2 separate regions of the Homo sapiens genome follow, and region 1 is linked to region 2. Evidence: chromatin loops called from intact Hi-C (ENCODE). Cell type or tissue: HepG2. All regions are shown on one strand. Each heading gives the region's core, and the rest is flanking DNA. Links, peaks and the distances in the headings are about the cores only. Region 1 overlaps SMC3 (structural maintenance of chromosomes 3). Region 2 overlaps ADD3 (adducin 3).

The links. A loop is a pair of places that touch in the nucleus more often than their neighbours do. Peaks named below come from ENCODE experiments on the same cell type or tissue, not always from the same donor. Only the 100,000 strongest peaks of a DNase experiment are listed, where the experiment ranks them.
Region 1: a loop joins it to region 2, with 4 times the contacts of the local background. A loop is called at or near these places in 6 of 110 quality-filtered maps.

Annotation. Positions count from the first base shown.
Region 1 is chr10:110,594,756-110,605,925 of GRCh38, reverse strand. SMC3 (structural maintenance of chromosomes 3) reads right to left here. Exons shown (of 29, transcript NM_005445.4): 19 at 9,376-9,528; 20 at 7,636-7,787; 21 at 6,114-6,272; 22 at 5,380-5,487; 23 at 4,796-4,904; 24 at 4,042-4,289; 25 at 3,748-3,960; 26 at 3,261-3,452; 27 at 2,924-3,101; 28 at 2,636-2,742; 29 at 1-1,695. The coding sequence ends at 1,624. Among named protein-coding and RNA genes, the nearest start is that of SMC3, 33 kb to the right of the region's middle. In HepG2, for the core only: a CTCF peak has its summit at 5,244 (motif pointing right); a DNase peak (open chromatin) is centred at 5,265.
Region 2 is chr10:110,133,135-110,144,304 of GRCh38, reverse strand. It overlaps ADD3 (adducin 3), which reads right to left. Exons shown (of 15, transcript NM_016824.5): 15 at 8,740-10,979. The coding sequence ends at 10,687. It also overlaps the pseudogene SNRPGP12. Among named protein-coding and RNA genes, the nearest start is that of MXI1, 69 kb to the left of the region's middle. In HepG2, for the core only: CTCF peaks have their summits at 5,908 (motif pointing left) and 7,066 (motif pointing left); DNase peaks (open chromatin) are centred at 5,894 and 7,014.

The sequences.
Region 1 (11,170 bases), core at 1,895-9,894, 460 kb before region 2:
ATCCCTTGAATTGAATCCTGGAACTTACCTTACACCAAATTCTGTATTATAAGGGGTTGGTCATATCAGAGCAACTCTACAAATCGTAAACTATACACCAAGCATTCATGATGAATATTCTTAGGTAGTTGTTTGAGAAAAATTCTTGGGTAAATGTGTAAGAAAAATGGTAGAAATATTAGAAAGATATTATAGTTACGTAACCCTTTGAATGTAGTCATAGATAGAACATATACCAAATTCTCTATTATAGATCAGTTATGTTATAGCAAAGCTACAAAGTATAAATAATACACCGAACATTTAAAGATTCAGCCAGTCAAAATGAAAACCCAAAGTAAACTCACATTTTTAAATTCAATTTAAAGTCCCATTACTATTTCTTTATTTTAAAAGTATCTCTTTAGGTATTTCTGGTTTCCAATGATGGAAGAGTAGCTCCTAACAAATTCTCCTGCAGATAACCAGTATAAACTCAGGCCAGGGGAAATCAAGAAAAAGAAATTAAAGGTAAATATTTGAAAAGGAAGAAATAAAACTGCCTCTTTCTTGCAAATGACATGACTGTCTATGTAGAAAATCTCAAAGAATCTACAAAAAGCTACGAGGACTATTGAGGTAGTTTTCCAGGGTCACAGGAGACCCCCAGTGCTTAAAGACCTACTTTCAAAGAAAAGAGTAGTATGGAAAGGGAAAAAAATGTAACTTCACAACAAAGAAACCTGGCAAGTACAATGTTGGGTAGGTGATCAAGGTAAACATCAGTGATAAAACATGTTAATAATATGTACTATTATATGAGGTAATGAGAATACTTCGCTTCTGTGGTATTAGCTCCAATCTAACCATGAGAAAAATATTAGACAAACCTAATTTGAGGGACATTCTACAAAATATGTGAATATTATTCAAAATTGTCAAGATATGATAAACAATGACAGAGAAATTGTCACAGACTAGAGGAGATGTAAGTAAATGTAATGTATCCTCTGTGGGATCCTAGAAAAGAAAAAGGGCCTTAGTGGAAAAACTAGTCAAATCTGAATAAAATCTTGAGCTTAGTTGATAGTAATGTATCAATGATAAATATACCATGGTAGGGGCTGATTTTGTGCTTCCCTTCCCAAACTCACATGTTGAAGTCCTAACCCTCAATACCTCAAATTTAACTGTATTTGGAGACAGGTCTTTTAAAGAGGTGATTAAGTTAAAATGAGGCCTTACATCCAATCTGATTAGTGTTCTCACTGGAAGAGACTATGACAAATGAAAAGCCACATAAAACACTATATTAGTCATAAAACCGATTATTTAATTGAAGCTATAAAAAAGGTAGTATAAGTGATAAAATAATTAGGAAAGAATATTTAGCATGTTTCAAAACATTTAAAATAGGAGCAGAACATTTTACAAAAAGTTGTACAGGAAATTAAATTCTTAAACTATCAGTACAAACATGACATTACAGAGTATCTTATAAAATACAAAGACAAATATAAAAGGACTATGATGCTTTAAGTCTGAAAACTATTGGCCAAATATTTAGGTTTAAATTTACAGTTCCTGGGTATGAGAATCATATTACTATATACATCTCCCAAACCAGTAGGTAGTATTTTCCAATTAACCATGTGTGGTATCATCTTCTACAAAGTCTTTGGCCATCTCTGCTGTGATCACATCAATATGACTAACCTGAAGAATAAATGTTAAAAACAAAAATCTGTTAATTACATCAGTGTTTACATTGTATAGGGTAAATATATACAGCCTATCAACTACATTTAACTACATTTTTTAATTTTTAGTTTTTTTTTTTTTTTTTTTTTTTGAGATGGAGTCTTGCTCTGTTGCCCAGGCTGGAGTGCAGTGGCACCATCTTGGCTCACTGCTACCTCCGCCTCCCAGGTTCAAGCAATTATTCTGCCTCAGACTCCCAAGTAGCTGGGACGACAGGTGCACGCCAGCATGCCCAGCTAATTTTTGTATTTTTAGTAGAGACGGGGGTTTCACCATACTGGCCACGTTGGTCTCAAACTCCTGACCTGGTTATCTACCTGCCTTGGCCTCCCAAAGTGCTGGGATTACAGGCATGAGCCATTGCGCCCGGCCTATCACCTATATTTTACATATGAAGGAAAATAATTCTGAAGCACTGACTTATAAAACCTTTATTTACAGTGGTGTTTGTTCAATGCATAGATTTAAAAAATATGTATTTTAATGCTCTGAAGAAATAAATATCATGCCTAAACATCTAAACTACCTTTTTGTTCACTTTCTATTACTTTGCTATTTCATCAAGAATTTTAAGGTTGGGAAGACACCCAGGAAGAGCTATGCAGTCTATACAAATGAACATATATAATTGTTAAAGACTGTGCATTACAGAAGCATTGAATAGACTGGACAGAAAGATATTGTTTATTAATGCCAATGAAAATAAAACCAATGCAACGCCATAAAATACTGCTAAACTTCATAGTTATTTGAAGGAAAAGTTCTTTCTTTACAAAGACATCAGATAAGCAAAGACTTTCTAAGTTTTCTTTCACTATTTAAGTAACATAAAATCAGAATTCAACAAATATAATTGAATAAATACAAACTTAAACTCAATGTAAAATAAAATTACCTTATTTCTGAACTTTACACCATAGAATTTGTCAGCTGACTCAAGCAGTTCAGGCCTAAAAGTAGTTGTAATAAACTGAGCATGTACAGCAAGTTCCATAATCATATCTGTAAAAAGAAAATTGTGCTTTAACAAATTTCTTTTCAGCAGATCTGAAAATTTAAAAAGCAACTATCTTTACTCTTACTAAAATTCAAAACTGCCTGAGTTTGATTTTTTCATATATACATCAGCAAATATTACCAGCTTATTGTTAAATACAAAACCAAAACTGTACTGAAACTGTACCTGACACAGCCTTTCTGTGCTGAGCATCCAGAGCCTGGTCAATTTCATCAAACAAGTAAAATGGAGCCGGGTCACATTTCTGAATGGCAAAAATCAGAGCAAGGGCTACCAAGGATTTCTGTCCACCTGAAAGCTGTTGCATTTCTCTCATTTCACCTTGTTTTCCTGTAAATGACACCTAAAAATAAACATATTATGAGTTAATATCCTAAAGGGCAGAATCACCACCATCTTTCAAAAGTAACTTGCATATAATGCACCAATCAGATTTGCAAAAGATACTATAAATTCTATTATGGTAATGCTCTGAGGAAAATGGAATATAAAGGTATTTTACCCTAATTCCAACTCCAGTAAACTGGTCAACTGATGGGACACTGCTTTGTGAGCCAGAACCCCTCTCACTCTCACCACTCCCTTCTCCTTCATCTTGAGACTGACTGCCCTCCACATCTCCTTTCTTCATCACCAAAGTAGCTTTGCCACCAGGTACTAACTTCTGGAATACTTCACTGAAGTTCTTAGATACCTTAAAACAAAAGCAGATTGAAATATAAATTTTGCTTAGAATTATATATAACACTTAAGTAAAATATTTAAAAGCAACCAATTATTTTTTAATCTTAAGAACAAGGATAACAGACTAGATCCTTCTAAGGGCTGTGTAAAACATTCAAGTTACTGTAAACCTATATGCTAGGTTTGTTCACATGTATTAGATTCACCTGGTAATGAGGAAAACAGCTTTAAAATCTTTACAAACTGAAAAGAGCTGGAAGCTTTTGTCCTCTGTGTGTATGTTTTAACTACAAAGCGAAACATACCTGTTTGAAAGTTAACTGAATAGCTTCATATTTCCGAAGTTCAAGTACATTCATCAGTTCCATGATTGATTTGTAACCCCTATCTAACTCTTCTTGACGCTTTATTAACTTTTCTTTCTGCTCGGAGAAATTTACAAACTGATCCAAAGCCTTTTTGTTAACATGGCTGTACTTCTTTAATTCTGTGTTGCACTGCTCAAGTTTTCGAAACAACTATAAAGAGAAAATATGTATTCATATAAATAAATTTATATACTGAGCAATTTGTAACAAGACTTCAAATTTAAAACCAACCTGTTTGAGGCTCAGTGTCTGGTACTTTTCAAATGCTTCCTGGGGAAGTGATCCAAGTTCTCGAATTTTCTTCATACACTCTTCTTTCTTCTTCAATAGCATGCCTTGCCGATTTGTCATCTTTTCCAGTTCTTTAGTATCATGATTTATAGCATCCATATGTTCTTTTTCCATATTTTTCCAGCGCTCCATACTCTTCTGAAGCTCCTTAATTCCAGCTTCTGTTTTATCAATGGAATTGTCCAAATCTAAGATGGGGGGAAACAAAATTAGGCTATAATACCTATAAAGCCAGTGTTATATGTTGAGTATAGATTTTTATGATCAAACCTACCAAAATAGGTTTTAGGTTTTGTGTTTAAAATTTTCTGTGAAAATTTATGAACCATGTTAAGTCAGTACAAAATTAGAAGTATATATGAGTCACTCAAATATATAATTTTCATTATTCAATGTTAATGCTTATAAACTATAGTTATTTTCTAACAACTAAGTGATGAGAAACTTTCGTCAGGTATTTCATATTTTATCAACAAAATGAATCATTTATGGTCTCAAAATTGTCATAAACATTTCAGTAAAACAAAAGTTACTATTTATAGTCAACTTCCTAAATTCCATTTGCTATACATTGTTTATAATGGAAAACAAAAAATCATTAGCATATGCTTCTGCCTATTTGGACATTTCATTCTGTAGTAAACAATTTTATAAAACATGCATATAAACAAAATTTTACTACATAAAAATTCACCTTCTGATCGTGCCATAGTGTCTTTTACTCTTTTATTGATGGCTTCAAGTTCTGATGTTGTGGCTGTGAGAACAGTACCCCCTTCTGTCTCTCTCAGCTCATTAAGTTCCTGTAACAAAAAATACAAATTCCATTAGTTTCAAATGTTATGACTGCCAACATTTTCTATGGCTATTGTCTGAATAAACATTCAAGAAAACAAAAAAATATAAATACATCATATAATTACAAATACTTAGAAGTATCCATTAAAGGGAAGAAAAAAAAGACACAATTACTAGAAAATTTCTAAGCATCTAACCACCACTGAAAAAATATTAACAAAGTACTTAGAATGTGTCAGGATAGCAATTATATAAAACAAGTATGATAATGCTTAATTCACACAAGAAACTGAGGCTTAGAAATAGTGACTTGTCCAAAATCACACACTAGGTGGCAGAATTCCAACCCAAGGCCCACAAGACACTAAGCTTTCTGTCCCCAAAGCCCATGCTTTCAATCAGAGCCTCTGATATAACCACTTGCAATAGGTCATGGCCACCAAGGAGCCCTTAAAAAAAAAAAAAAAAACACATACACACCTGTTCTACTTGGTCCAAGCGTTTTCTCAGATTCTCATTGAGATAAGTCTCTACTCGAGTAATAATACCTTCTAATTTAATTCTTTCATTTAGCAACTGTCTGTTTTCCTAGAATTAAGAAAAAGTTGTCTATATAAGCATGTACATTTCACACACAGGAATGGTGCTCATTTGCTGTCCTCTCTAGTACTTGTGCTCATGTGAGCTGAAATGAAGTTTAATATGTTATATTCTTCAAAAAAGCCCTATACTTTCTTCATTTTTCTCTTATCAATTCATAATGTTAAATTTTTGTGGCTGGCCCTTTTTATAACGCATGCTGTCAAAAACAGTTTCTTTAAATGCTTTTCATTTTTTAGAATCGGTGTTGGTAGTTTACATCTATGCAGTTTTAAAAATCAATTAAAATGCTTGATCAAAACATTAAATATGTAAAGGCAGTAAGATAAATATGGTAAGGCTAACAAGCTCAAACTCATAGCAATACTTACAACTAATAAGTAATGCTAATTAACTAAATTTTAAGGAAATGAAAATTTCTTGTATAATCCTAACCTAGCTAGATTGGTTTAGAAAAACAAAATCTTATTTACTCCTATGTATATTAAAAGTCCAAGCCTCATTTTAATATTTTCTCAGTTCTTTTCTTTCATATTGCCCTAGTTAGCAAGAAAGGCCCTTTTCACAATAGCCAATTACTAACGAATTCTTTTTCCAGTCAGCTGTCTACTTACCTGCTGAAGTTGACGAATCTCATCATTCAGTGCATCTACTCTCTTCTGATCTTCCAAACTCAGTTGAGAAAGCAAATCAGTTCCCAGTTCTGCTTTCAATGACTCTCTGGTAGACTCCATAGCATGCAAGCTTGCCTCCAAACTCTGTAAGCTACGTTGCTATATGACATTATCCATTTATTAGTAAGGTATTAGCCACTGTATTACTTATAGTGAAAATTTTAAAACAATCTATATTTGATTGAGCTAAATATATAGACATATCAACTCAAATATTAGGTGCCTATTAATTTGGTAATTAGGACTCTAGCAACAAGAAAAATATGATGTAATAGTATAGGTGGGGCAGGGTGGGGCAGATCATATTCCATGATTAAACTATACAAAAATCTTCAGGCATATTATAAGAACAAAAAGTTGCCGGGCGCAGTGGCTCACGCCTGTAACCCCAGCACTTTGGGAGGCCAAGGTGGGTGGATCACGAGGTCAGGAGTTCGAGACGAGCCTGGCCAACATGGTGAAACCCGTCTATACTGAAAATACAAAAATTAGCTGGGTGTGGAGGCACACGCCTGCAATCCCAGCTACTCTGGAGGCCGAGGCAGGAGAATTGCTTGAACCCAGGAAGTGGAGGTTGCAGTAAGCCGAGATCACGCCATTGCACTCCAGCCTGGGCGATAGGGCGAGACTCCATCCCCCTCAAAAAATAAAAAGTTGTCAGAATATGGTTGGGATGGTACAACTGTAGGCACATCTTTTTTTTTTTTTTTAAGCTCTTTGTAGTTTTAGTATTATACTAAGTAAAAGATTTGTCAAAACTGTCAAGTTTATGAGACCAATAACACACTATCACTTATAAGTTTGCTTTCTAATTTTAATACAATCTGGACAAAACGGAATCAAATATTCAACTAATTCCATTGTGCTTCAGATAAAAATGGTTACTGACAAAAACTGACCATCAGACAGTACTCTTATGTCACAGCTTCAAATGCCTATTTGTTCAATGAAGGTGGAAAGTTTGAACGTGCCAACAATAGGAGACTTTGGGTATCCATGGGTTTAAGAATGGTAAAATAGATGTAGATATCCAAAAGTATGGGTCTAGCCTGGGCACAGTGGCTCACACTTGTAATCCCAGCACTTCGGGAGGGCAAGGCAGGTGGATCATCTGAGGTCAGGAGTTTGAGACAAGCCTGGACAACATGGTGAAACCCCATGTCTACTAAAAACACAAAATTAGCCGGATGTGGTGGCGTATGTCTGTAGTCCCAGCTACTCAGGAGGCTGAGACAGGAAAATCGCTTGAACCCAGGAGGTGGAGGCTGCAGTGAGCTGAGAACGCACCACTGCACTCCAGCCTGGGTGAGACAGAAAGAGACTCTGTCTTCAAAAAAAAAAAGTATGGGTCCAAACAAAAATGAAACATAAAATTCAAGGATAACCCATATAATGTATGATTCATATTTCCATATTATTAATCTGTAACAATCGATCTATAACCAAAGATATACTTACGAACCTTAGGCATGAAGGTTTTCTCTGACTGCTGCCTCTTCTCTTTTAGCATCTTCATTTCTGATAATATGCTATCTCTAGATGCTTTAAATTTCCTTTGCTGGGTCTCGATCTGTTGCATTTGGTTCATCAACTGATCAATTTCATTATTAATCCATATACAAGGCTAAGGAAAATTATCTCCAGGTTGTAAATATATCGTATGTTCTTAATTCTTTTTAGACACAACACCATGTATCCCTTCCTTTTCTTTACCCCCAAATAACATTTATGTCCTCAAATTTATGGACCAAAACAATGCTGAACTATATTACCCAAAATGCATTCAATCATAAAGAAGCTTGAAACATTTCACCCCATTTCACTCTCAGAATAACATGTATACTGTTTTACTAAAAGTTATACAAAACAAATTCTTGGAAAACCATAAAGGAGGTTAGGTGAAATCTAACAATATTACATACTTTTAAATATCTTTTCATTCAACAAATGTTTACTGTTACTATGCTTAAGGCACTATGTTAAGGGTTTATGTATGAAGAGTTCTTGCCATGTGTGGAATAATTCAATCTAGCTGGATTATCAAACACAGGAAGACAGCTGGTATACACTGTCAACATCCTCCTTTTCCTCAGTATTTCCCCATACGCTCTTTGTGTTAACATCTTGCCAAATTCAGGCAGTTCTTTAAAGTGCGATATGCAGACCCCTGCAAGGTCAAAGCTCAGGTGCTTATTTTTCTTTTTCTGTGCTTGCACTGATGGCACAGAAGTTATAAATCTGCAGTTTTAAAAAAATTCCAGTTTCACCTGAAGCAGTTAAAAATCATTAACTTTATATCTATTCTTGATGCTCAAGTACCTATATTTTTCAACTTGTGTGGCAAAATGGAAAGCACACATAAAGTACTTCTTATACCAAAGCACCATGGTGGTTTTAAGAAAATCCACATATACAATTGTTTCATTTGTGAACTGAACTAACCACTCCTCATGCAGCACCATTTTTATGTAAAAAAAAAAACTATGGCTACTCCGACTTGGTTATCTGACAGCCATTTCCTCCACTAACATTAAATCTGCACCAAATAACTTCAAGACAGTAAAATCTAACATTTTTCACCCTCCCCTGTCACCTTTTTTTTTTTTTTTGAGACAGGGTCCCACTTTGTCACCCAGGCTGGAGTGCAGTGGTGTGATCTCAGCTCACCGCAACCTCCACCTCCCAGGCTCAAGTGATCCTCCTGCCTCAGCCTCCCAAGTAGCTGGGACTACAGGCCTGTGCCACTGTACAAGTACAATAAAATGCCAGTCCTTATATATTTGACTTCTAAGCAATATGTAACATTACTGATGCCGCCCCCACTCTCTTCCTTAAAACAGTATCTCTTGCTTACATAAATTCAACAGGGAAGAAGGGAAAAAAAAAAAAACTACCAAGGTTTTACTTGTACAATTCACAAACTGATCCTTCTCAGTTTCCTCTTTCTTTGCCTGATACAACCTTTATTTTTGTGTTCTATGGGTTCTTTTCTTCCAAGTGACTTCATGGTATTAGCTACTTAACACTTAAGCAAAGAATCATTAAAATAGCTTTTAGTCTTCAAAAGCTAAACAAACATAAGCTCTTGAACTTAAAACACAAGAAATTTTTAATATGTGAAAAAACAAAAGATTATATATGGCAACCAAAACACAGTTCTTCCCCCACAATATCTATCACTATGCACAAAACAAAAAGATATTTTCAATATTTCTGCGCAGGTTTTCATTGAGCTTTGCTTCAAGTTCACCTAGTTCTTCTTCTGCTTTTCTAACATCTTTTTGCAATTCAAGTCGAGACTTCCTTGTGTCATAATAACCCCCAGTTAGAGCACCCCGATGGCTGACTTGGTCACCTATAAACAAAACATATGTAATAGGTCTGTACAACTTTTTTATTCAATGATAAATTGACTTATAACAAAAAAACTAACCTACAGGCTTTAAGTAGATAATGAGAATTGAAAGTAATTTAAACCACCCTGAAAAAATTTTGCTTTTCAATGCTAGATTTTTTTTTTTTTTTTTTTTGAGACAGGGTCTTGCTCTTGTTGCTCAGGCTGGAGTGCAGTGGTGCGGTCATAGCTCACTGCAACCTCAAACTCCTGGATTCAAGTGATCCTCCTGCTTCAGCCTCCTGAGTGGCTAGGACTACAGGTGTGCACCACCACACCTTTTTTGTAGAGACCAGGTCTTGCTATGTGCCCAGGCGGTTCTCGAACTCCTGCCCTCAAGTGATCCTCATGCTTTAGCCTCTTAAGTATCTAGGATTACAGAGTCAAGCCACTGTGCCCAGCCAAAATTTGCAGTCTTTAAAAAAAAAAAAAAAAAAAAAAGAACCTCCAGTTGAACCTGAACATCTACCAGAGGGGAAGGAAGTGAAGACTAAAGAGGAAATATTAGTAGGACACAGGACCTAGCTTGAAATTTCCACTGGCCATATTTGGGAAAATTTGAGCATCAAAATAACAATACCAATGTAATAACATATTGAATTAAAAAAAAAAAATTCATGAATCACAGTGATACTTTTTTAAAAAATGAAAATTGGAGACTCTTTTCTACAGAAGAGTGACAGCTAATAAATGCAGCAGCAATAACAGAATTTATGAATCACCATTTTGAAACCCCCCAGTGTAACAACTGATTCAGGCAAGAGTCAACAAAGTGCTAAAGCAACTGAAGTTGTTGGGAGAACCTGACTTGAAGAATAATCTCACATATTATTAAATTACAAAGGGGCAAAGGGATACCTTTACAACGGAGAGATCTGCAGGTGATCAAACCTAGTATCACTAACAATGGGACACATTATATGACACCATAAGTACATATCATTCATGTAGCATTCATGCCAACAATATTTAAACAATGATGAGGAAGCAATAAGACAAATCCAGAAAATGGAACTTTTCTGGATTTCTCTGGGTGGGGAGAAGGGAGCAGGAGGAACTGTCTTATATTTAAAGAATCTAGACCGGGCATGGTGGTCATGCCTGTAATCCCAGCACTTTGGGAGGTTGAGGCAGGCAGATCACCTGAGGTCAGGAGTTCGAGACCAGCCTGACCAACATAGAGAAACCCCGTCTCTACTAAATACAAAATTAGCCGGGCATAGTGGCGCATGTCTGTAATCCCAGCTACTTGGGAGGCTGAGGCAGGAGAATCGCTTGAACCTGCGAGGCGGAGGTTGTAGTGAGCTGAGATCATGCCACTGCACTCCAGCCTGGGCTCGAAACTCCATCTCAAAAAAAAAAAATAAAGAGAAGACACTATATGCATACTTGATTTAATCCTAAATAGAAAAATATTTTAGGATAATTGAGAAAACTTGAATATGGATACTTTTTAGAGGATATTAGGTTAATGTTAAATTTCTTAGGTGTAACAATGATACTGTGGCTATACAAAAGAATGTTCTTATTGTTAGGAGATGCATGCTTAAATTTTAGAGATGACATGACATGATGTTTTACTTATTCTTGGATGGTTCAAAAA
Region 2 (11,170 bases), core at 3,132-11,131:
CCAATGGACAATACATGAATTAGAAAACCACACTGCTGATCAGAATAGTGAAAGTGTGCTATCACTATTCATTTTATCAGCATGCTTGTAGTAGGGTTTGCTAAGACCAGCACCCAGTCTTTTATCCTTTTCACATTCCCAAAGTTATCCTTGGCTACCTAACTGAAGTGACACTGTGGTGCTCTGGAAGGCCCTCTGCACCCTAGATTAGCAAATGCCAGTGGGGATGCGAACTCTTTCTCACCTAGAAGCCACTTTAGCCATGAGAGAGACAAGTTGGGGAAGGCTTCTGTGATGTTGCTGCAAGCTCTAATACCTGATTTTCCTACCAGCTGGCAAGAAGGCTGCACTCAGTGAATAACCTGGCATAACAGTTAGAAACAGACTTAAGAGTCTGAATCCACTTACTAAGTGGTGAAATGAGAAAAATTCCTTAGCCTCTCTCTAAACCTGTTTCCCCCTTTGGTGGATAACCATATAGTGCATGATTGAGGATTAAATGAGATAATGTAATTAAAACATGTAGTACAAAGCCTACATGGTAGGCACTTGATAAACTGTAGCTATTATTATTATTAGCTTTATAGATCAGACTAATGGCTCCAAGGAGGATTTTCACCCTAAGCCACTTCCTGACTTTCACTATTTAAGATATATGAGAACATCTTTCTGCTATGTACATGTTATTAACATGTCACCAACATGAACAGTGTTGTCCCTTGTGAGCAACAGAAAGGAAGAATCTATTTTTGGCCATGCATGGTGAAGGACAAAAGGATGAACAAGGTATATACAGTCCCTGCTTTCCCAGAGCTTATGATCTTGTAGGGGAGACAGATGCATAATCAATAATGCTTACAAGACAGGCTAAGTATGATCCTGAAGTGCTACTGGAGTTTGGTAAAGGAAGAAGTCATTTTGATGAAAGGAAACATCCTCTATCAGTGTGCCCAGGTGGAGAAGGGTGCTTGGAGAGCTAAGGCGGTCACTGGGAGGGTATATGTCTTCTGCTGGGTACCCAGGTTGGGGAAGATGGGGTGGGAAAGAAGGCTGGCTTGCCAGGTGGCAGGGCTAGGTGTTCTATGGACAACTGTGGGAGTAGAGGACTGGATGACTCATGCAGCTGGCTCCTGAGTCCCCCAGATGATGACAGATTGGAGCTGCTACAGGTACGGTCCTAAGGAAGCCATTCTCTCCGGAAGCAGGTTGGAGGAGTGAACTGAGAGGTCATTATTTGGGTGGATGTGGCAAGACAAATCAGAGAGGCCTCTGACTCAGTGGCAAACGGCTATTGCCACAACCAGAGGGTTATGGAGGACGCCATGTGGAATCGAAGGTGTTTTGCCAGCATAAAATCATAGCCTCATTTTTTATAGGAGGAGGAAACACAGACCACTGTCTTCGATTCTCTTCTATTCAATTAGTGTTCTTGAGGTGCATCTTATAGTGACTCCTGGTAAGAGGGTGGCGGGGTTGGGGGCGGGGAAGGGCAGAGACATCACTGGAGCTAAATTTTTCTATAGTGAAACTGCCTCCCGATTGGAAAATTAGTTCACAGGAAACATGGGGCCATCTTCACAGCGAGTGTTTCAGTAGCACTTGGCCTTTGCTTATTCATCTTTGCTAGTCCTCAGGTAGGTTCTGGTGTGAAATATTAACTCATTCCTGCAGCCACTCTTACGTGGCTGTCTTGTTATCACACAGGGTTGCTTCCATTGTGAAAGCCATGTCAGGGCCCTTCCCTGTCTCTGCAGTGTGCCTCTCCCACAACGACTAGGGCCACTTGACCGACTTACCTGGCTGTGGTGTCCAGGACTAGTCCTAATGAGGCCAGCGGAACTGAGGTAGCTCTAGCTCCTGGCTCTGGGACTCACTGGGCACCAAGCCAAGCCTGTCCCCAGGCCAGTCCTGACCTTGTCTTGGCTCTGAGCACTGCCTGGCTTCTGGAATTCTGAGCAGTATTGTGTACCTCAGTTCTGATAACAGGATTCCCATCTGTCATTTTCCTTCTATCCGAGTTCCTGTCTTGAGGAACTGCTAACTATACCCAGGCCCCTTAAGCCTGAGGTCCTGCCATGATCTTGCCATTACCCCACAGGAAGTAGAGGAAGCGCTGCTCTTAGAGCTAAGCCTGTGGCTGGCACTCCTACACATGCTACTGGGCTTCTGCCATCCTGCTTTCTTACTCCAGAATCCTGACTGGGACTCCCACTTCCCTGATGCAGACCATTTACCAGACTACGCTTTTGGCCGATGGCTATGTTCTCGAGGCTCCATGTTTCACTGGCTGGGCTGGGCTTCCTACTAGCTCTCCAGCTCAAGCTGTTCCCCCAGTGCCTGACTTTGCTCAGTGAGTGGGTAGAATTCCTGAGCTTGCCCCACCCAGCCTGCCCTGTTCCTCTGCAGTTAATTGACCCATGCTCAGCTTGGCTTTGGCAAGTACATGTGCATATACCCTTGCTCAATATTAACTTAAAGGTCAAAATGGAGACACACGACCATACCTACATATCAAAAAATTTCATATTTTGAAAATATGTTCTAAAGTAAAACACTATTTTAAAAATAATTTAAAAACAAAACATCTCAATTACCACACAGGATATTTTAAATTAAATAATTTAAAAGGCTTAAGATACCCAAACATCCGGGTGCAGTGAGTCTTACCCCTCCCCGCGATGTGGACCAGTAGATAATATTTGGGATACAGTCTTGGTTATCCTAATAGCCTCAAATGACCTTTATTTCAGTTGAAACAATTGAAGCCAACATTTCCAAAACAGAAATCAGGTAGGAAGAAATGTTGAACTTTAACTCCTTAGTCCAGCAAACACCTTTGGAAGAGACTGCCTGTGCATGCCAACAAGCTGGCTGTATCTACATGTTCTCTCATAAAACTAGGAGCTCATCTACTCTGAAGTCAAAGTCTAGCAAGCCAGTTGCCACTGAATCCAACCTCTACAGCATTACTCAACAGGAAAGGGGTGAGTTATAGCACGCAACAACTACTTCCTCCCTAGCTCCTGCTTAGTGAAAATCTTCAGAAGCTATTGCTTTTGGAAAAAAAAAAAAAAACAATTAGTTTAGATCTTGACTGTCTATGAAAGAAAATGGTCTTCAAGGAAGGACAGAACACAGCCAGAAAACCATTGAGAAGAGTCTAGCAGAACTGTAGCTCCAGGTCCAGGCTGGGGACTGTCACTATATTTGTTTTATAAACCCAGAAAAGATAAGTCAGGAGTACCAGAGGGAAATCCAAAAGAGCCTGCCCTTTTTTTGAGATGGAGTCTCGCTCTGTTGCCAGGCTGGAGTGCAGTGGCACAGTCTCGGCTCACTGCAACCTCTGCCTCCCAGGTTCAAGCGATTCTCCTGCCTCAGCCTCCCGAGTAGCTGGGACTACAGGCGTGCACCACCATGCCCAGCTAATTTTTGTATCTTTAGTAGAGAGGGGGTTTCACCATGCTGGCCAGGATGGTCTCAATTCCCTGACTTCGTGATCCGCCCGCCTCGGCCTCCCAATGTGCTGGGATTACTTGGGCCCGGCTGAGTCTGCCTCTTAAGGCCTGCATTTTGCTGGGTGCAGTGGCTCATGCCTGTAATTCCAGCACTTTGGGAGGCCAAAGCAGGTGGATCAACTGCCAGGAGTTCCAGACCAGCCTGGCCAATACGGTGAAAACTTGTCTCTACTAAAAATACAAAAAATTAACTGGGCGTGGTGGTGGGCAACTGTAATCCCAGCTACTTGGGAGACAGGCGGGAGAATTGCTTGAACCTGGGAAGCGGAGGTTGCAGTGAGCCGAGATCATGCCACTGCACTCCAGCCTGGGCGCGACAGAGTGAGACTGTCTCAAAGAAAAAAATAATAATAAAGCCTGCATTTTATAACTGTACTACTTCCTAATTTCCATCCCTATCTGCTAGGATATGTTATATTGCTTTGGGAAATCCAAGTTTTTCTCAAAAATTTCAAGTCTAAATATCAATCTGAAGGGACACTGTTTGGTCTAAGAAGTCCAATTAACACTCTGCAATGGTCTTTCTATAGGGCTGACATATTTACCAGCTTTTTGAGTGCGAGTCTAATATAGACAATGAGGAAAATCTTGCCTATAAGTCCTTTCATCTGGTGCTGCAAGTTTGTACTACATATTGATTCTGCCATTTCATAAACACTTTTTAAAAAATCCTAGAGTTTCTTAGAAATCTAATATTCTTCAATACACGTTCAAATTAGATGAATAAAACCAATGCTATTAAAGCATGTTGTTCAGCAAGGAACGAGTATTTTGCCTCGTGACAGCAGTCATATAGCACTGGAGAGGTTTTCTTACCATCAGAAGCAAGGTCAGGACCGACTCTGGAGAATGACAAAACCGTTTGTGTAAAAATAAAATCTAGAAACAAAAAGGCAACTTAGTAACTTTCACGGGACGGGCATGGTGGCTCACGCCTGTAATCCCAGCACTTTGGGAGACTGAAGCGGGTGGATCACCTGAGGTCAGGAGTTCAAGACCAGCCTGGACAACATGGTGAAACTCTATTTCTACTAAAAATACAAAAATTAGCCAGGTGTGGTGGTGGGCACCTGTAATCCCAGCTACTTGGGAGGCTGAGGCAGGAGAATCGCTTGAACCCAGGAGGCGGAGGTTGTAGTGAGCCAAGATCGCACCACTGCATTCCAGCTTGGGCACAGAGTGAGACTCCATCTCAAAACAACAAGAACAACAAAAACCCCCTTCACCACAGCTTCAGTATAAAGACTTACCCAACCAGAAATTATATAGGCCTTAAAAATAATTGTGGGCCAGGCCTACTTCGGGAGCGTGAAGGAGGGTGAAAATTGTGTCATGGCAGCTCTGAGTCCATGGAGTCAACACCATGAGCAAGGATCTCTTTCCTGAGTTGGAAAAATGAATAGACAAGAATTATTGCTGGATTTAACTGGTGACAGACATGTCTAAGGAATATTGCAGGGATTTGATCCCTTTATGAATCTTTTGATTGATGGATGTGTGGAGATTGCAACTAGTGGGTAACAGAATGATATTCCTCATGGTGATATGAGGAAATTGTATCATGTTAGAAGCCTTGGGATGAGTATAAATCAAGGCTGTTTTGCAGAGAAATCCATGACCTCTCCCCGAAGGGCCTATTTTACTATGACGTAAAAATTGGATCATGTATATTTTCATACTAAACTTTTTGTTAAATAAAAAGGAATTGTGGACTGGATATATATCCATCTATTTTTCTGCTAGATAAAAAAAGCTTTTTTTTTTTTTTTTTTTGGTACAGAATATCAAAATGTGCCCGTTTGTCACTTGAAGTGTAAATGGCATTTAAAATATTAGAGGTTCCAACAGTAAAGAAATCAGCAACTTGAGACAATACTGTAAAGACTCATGGAGCATCTAAAAACTTGAAACTTTAGGAAACAACTATGGATAAATAATAATTAGGCTTGGTCTTGCAATGTGTTTCTCTAAACTGTTCCCGTAATAAAGTTCTAAACATCACAATTTGCAGTAAACTTTAGAAAATGTATCTATTATCTATTTTATCCATTCGTAGGTTATGCCCTGATGGGTTTCCAAGGAAAACTGTGGTATGACAAGCATGAAATGAAGACTTGAAGACCTTTTCTTGAATCCGGGCTTAGCGCCCCCATGAAGTGTATGACATTAGGTAAGCACCAGCTCTCAGAAGGATAATTCTTACAAAGTCAGAACAAGATAACCAGGCTATAAGGAACAAATAAAATAATCTGGTATCTATAAACTTTCCTCAACCTTAGACTGCACCTAGCAATGCATAATCAAAATAGAGTTCTAAATCAAGCCCAAAAATACTTCGAAGGAGTTCCCTCAATGAACTAAAACTAAATTTAGATCCACTATTGCCCCCTAATGGTCAGCTCTTAGAAATGAAACCCCTTTGAAAGTAAGAGTATGCAAATTCAGGGTTTTTTTCTATCAAGTTTCCCCAAAAGGCTTCTACATTGTTTTTCTCCAAGACAGACCATCTTCAATTACACTCATTTAAATAAAATTGTAGATACAGTGTATTTCTGATCTTTAAAATGACTTCTGTAACTAGATTAAGCTACCTTTTCTGGTTTTAAAAACATTTTCCTTAGAATGTTTCTTCTGTTTCCAATAATGGAAATCAAGAAGAAAAGAAAAAGAAAAAGGGCTTCTTCTCAAGTCTCTGCTGCATCTTAAGCAAAAGTATGATAACTTGTCTTCCAGGTGTCATGGTGTAAGATTTAGGAGCTGGTTCTTTATCCTAAAGGTTGCTATCACCACAGGTCATTCCTGCTTCTCAGGTATCCACCAATTTCTTCATTCTTGAGGTGATTTGTTAGGGAAAAAAGTCTTCCAAATCAAAAGTCAATGTTTGATCCCAAATCTACTTATATCAAAATACAAGTTCACCGTGGCTTGACTTACAGTCCAAACTAAGATAACTGCCTCTTCCTAAAAACCATGGAAATGTACTGCAGCCACACAGGGTCTGGCACACAGATGGCATGAGTAATTATAGAAGTCTGAATCTCTATGGGTGGAATCCTACCACCTACTTTTCATCTTCTACAAGCCTTAGTTTCATTATCTACAAAATGGGAATAATATCATCTACTTTGTTGGGATACTGGGAAGGCCAAATGAAGTCATATATGAAAAGCATTTAGCCTAACGTTTGGTACACAGAAGGCATCAACAAAAAATATTATCGGTTAGCTCCTTAGTAAAAAAGAAAAAAAAAAGTCAATTATTGAAGAAGGCATTGTCTTGTCACTCACAGGTATGAAAACTCTGAGGTGTCATATCCTATCACAGCCTCTGAGAGCACACCACAACTTTCTATGTGTTCTCCACTGTGGGTGATATCTGTAATGAGACCTGCTAAGGAAACAAAGTCGAGAACGATCTACTGAGGAGAATAAACAACAAAGGAAATGCCTTCTCTTTCAAGTTCTGGGTATTTCACAACAAACATGGTGCCTACAGACTAAATAGGGAAGTTCAGTGCAAGGAATGGAAACATTGGATTGTTAGATCTATTACTCCCTCTAGTGGCCACAAACAAGACTGTTTTTATCAAAATCCCAGTTTGGCCAAGATTGCAACTTGGATATGTGTATGTATCAACCTTGAGTTTGAAAAGAAATAACCAGTCTGTATTTTCTGCCTATGTGGGGGGGAAAAAGGGGCCTGATGTTAAGAGAAGCCAGTGCTGTCACAAATTTTATCAGTTTGGTTTTTATTCCCTGAATGAAAATACTAATCAATGAAGAAAAGGCACATGCGAACTTTTCTACTATATTGACTCTCAAGTGAGAACTGAAGATAATCGCCTTTGTTGCTTTATGAAAGGGAATTTTGAAATGAGCATCTTTCTAAAATAGCAATTTTTTACCACAGGGTGATTTACAAGCCAAGGTAATAATTAAATATGCCCAAGACTATGACTATTTTTCTCTGACCAAACCCTTCATTTTTATAATGGGTAATTATAGTAAAAACTTCAATTAACCAGAGCCCTCAATTAACATGTTATCCTCCTCTTGTACTGTATTTTTAGGGCAAAGTAGAAAAATAATCACAAGAAGTTATTCATATGACAGATTTAGTTTGAAAATCTAGATGTGTTATCTAAGTAGGAAAAAAAACCCTGAAAAATTACATTCACACCATAATATATAAAAAACACCTACATATAAATGATATATATATAAATATATATAACTAGATAATAGCTGGAAGGGAATATAATTTTTTTAAATGTGAATATGGACCAGACATGGTGGCTCACGTCTATAATCCTTATGATTTGAAAGGCTGAGGCAAGAGCATCACTTGAATCCAGGATAACACGGTGAGATCCTGTCTCAACAAAAAACAAAGAAACAAAATAGCTGGGTGTGGTGGTGCATGCCTGTAGTCCAAGCTACTTGGGAGGCTAAGGAAGGAAGATCACTTGAGCCCAGGAGTTTGAGGCTGCATTGAGCTATGATCACACCACTGCACTCCAGCCTGGGCGACCATGTCAAAAAGGAAAAAAGGCTGGGCACAGTGGCTTACACCTGTAATCCCAGCACTTTGGGAGGCCGAGGTGGGTGGACTGTTTGAAGTCAGGAGTTCAGGACCAGCCTGACCAACATGGCAAAACTCTGTCTCTACTAAAAATACAAAAATTAGTTGGGCATGGTGCCGCATGCCTGTAATCCCAGTTACTCAACAGGCTGACGCATGAGAATCACTTGAACGTGGGAGGCGGAGGTTGCAGTGAACCAAGTTTGTGCCACTGCACTCCAGACTGGGCAAGAGTGAGACTCCGTTTCAAAAAAAAAAAAAAAAAAGTGAATGTGATAAAATTGTGAACTACTTTCTACTCTTTCTGCTGTTTTTCTATTACATTGTTATTTGTACAACAAATACATTAAAAATCAGAGAGGTACATATCCTGCAACATCTATTCTACATTGATAGAGGCTGCCATACCCATTATCAAGAGACAAAACAGGTCTCTCAGGGAATATCTCCTCTAACATAAGCTGAAAAAAGACAGGTTTTGTATATATATATAATTTTCAACTAATTTGAAAATATATTTATCAGGACATTCTTTATTCAGAAGCATCAATAACTTACCAAGTTTCACTGAAGTATAAAACTCAACAGACCATGAATAGGCTAAGTAACCACCTGTGAATGGAAACCTCATGATACAAGTCCGTATATTTAAAATACTGTTTATTTGTGATTTAACATTAATTAGCATTACATCTAAGAGCAATATCAGATAACATTTATACATTTTTCCACAGGACACAGAGGTTCATTGGCTCATTCTTTATGCCAAAGCAAGTAAATAGAGGCATTAGCAAAAGGTGCAATAGTTCACTGTTATGTTTAAAAAATATTTATGCACATTGCATTCATTTAGATATATATATTTTTAAAAAGTTATGGAAAAGCATAGTTCACAGGTTACTATTTCTACATACATTGTAATACAACATAAATGATGTAGAACATTAAAAAAATCTTCCAATAGAGAGTTAAGCAACTGAAAGTTTCCACCAAGAGATTAAAACACTGATTCCAGTAGTTAGTGAGATCTAGAATGACATTTCCAGGCTCTGGCTCAACTCTGCATTATCATATGCACACAAACAGAGCCAGCTCCAAAACACACTGTAATCAATGTAATTTTTTGCATGCCAACTCACCCTTAAGAAACACTTTGAGTTATTTTTACCCACGATCATTCTGGATCATTGATTTTGCATCGAACTGTGACATCACTTGGGTGAAAGGGGAAACGCCTATATTAAGCCTAGGTTTAAATTTGTATTTACATTAAAAAGAAAGGTCACTGAAAAGATTTTTTTAAATCTGTAAAAATCAAGAAGTGGTAGTTTTCTTACTGGTGGGATTAGACCTGCTGATTTCTTCTAGTGCTGCCCTCTAAAGATACAAAAAATTAGAAAGATTTGACCCTTTTAAAACTCAAATATCAACCAAGAAAGACATTGCTTTTGGCAGAGAAGCAGAATTTTAGAAATTTGGGACATGTTTCCAACAAATCACACTTTGTATCCTATCGTGAATATGAGTCACCATCAAACTAGAATTCTTCTTTTCACATCCCATCTTTTGTCCCCTTAATTTTTCACTTTCCCTTTCATTCTTTTTCATTTGGCTACCTTATGAGACTTTTCTTTACTCATTAGCAATACTAAGAGAAAAATACAGTTTAAGATTCAAATATGAATCTAGATGTACCTTTACATGCTCTAATCCTGTTTTAACACCAAGTCCCTGGATTCTGGAGTTATATTTAAGTATACTCAGTACCAAGCAGCCTTAAGTATGCTCTACTGTGAAAAGATTGGCTAATATGCTTAGGACACTTTTATACTGAACGGTATACAAACATCAACATACAAAATTTTTTTTTTTTTTTTTGCCAGAGTTAAACTAAATAACCCATGTTATGTGTACAAAATCCCCTTTGTTGAAAAATAAGGGGCTTTCTAAACTAATAAAAAAGGAAGTTTTCAAAAATTATAGTTTATTAAAACAACTTTTTTGGCAAACAAAGTTACTTCAGGTGAGGAAATTTTATACTGTGAATAAAATTCCAAATGAATCTTTTCTTAAAACTTTTTAAAAAATTATGTGCCAGTGTATACTAATGCTATAGATTCTTGTCTTAGAAGTTTTTAAAGCATTCTGTTAATGCCCACTGAAACAATGGGACTCCAAAAATATAGTCAATAATCATGATAAAAAATTATAATATGATTATCAAGTGAAGCAGGTATTGAGAAATAAAAATTCTCACTTGCTCACTGGCAATTTCTTTCTAACAGATATTATGGAGAAGGCCTGAAGTAATTCAGACAGATAGCTGTTTATGGTGAATTATAATAATACTTCATGAGGGCAGAGCTAATTAAAACTAGTAATTGCTTAAAATTCAAAGCCATTTCTGGACATATAAAATGAGAGATGAATCTGAAAGTTTTTCTTTTGTAAAACCTCTTTCCAGTTCTTAAAGTCCAGTTTGCTACATCCCCCAATCTGATCTACCATTGCATATTAATGATCAACTTAAATGTGGTATTTAGATGTGCAATGTCACATTGTTATAATAATAATTATAAAAAGACTTTATTTAGGCCTCAACTTTCTCCTTTTTTTTGTTCTTTTTCAGAAAAGAAGGAGTGCGGAATTTCTTCTTTTTCTTGGATGGCGATTTTGAAGGGGAGCCTTCAGGTGACAGGACTTCTTCGATTTTCTCTGGAGACTTAATAGTAATCTCGATGTTTTCTATGGTTGTACTTGTGCTTAACCTACTCACTCGCTTAGCAAGCTCATCTTCAACATCATGCATATCATCCTTGCCATTTACTACCATGACAGGCACTTCCATGGAGATGAAGCTCTTGGAAAACAGCTCATGGTTTTCTACGAAAGGGGAGGGTTTTTTGGGGGTTATTTTACATACTTAACATTTTTGCTCTACTTTACAAAACTGAAATGTTTTAGCAATGTAATAAGGCATTACTTTGATTCCAATGAAGACAGATCATTATTTTAATAAACTGTGATCTATTAGCAAGAAGCTAATTTTCTTTAATGATATAAAGGGGAAAGGA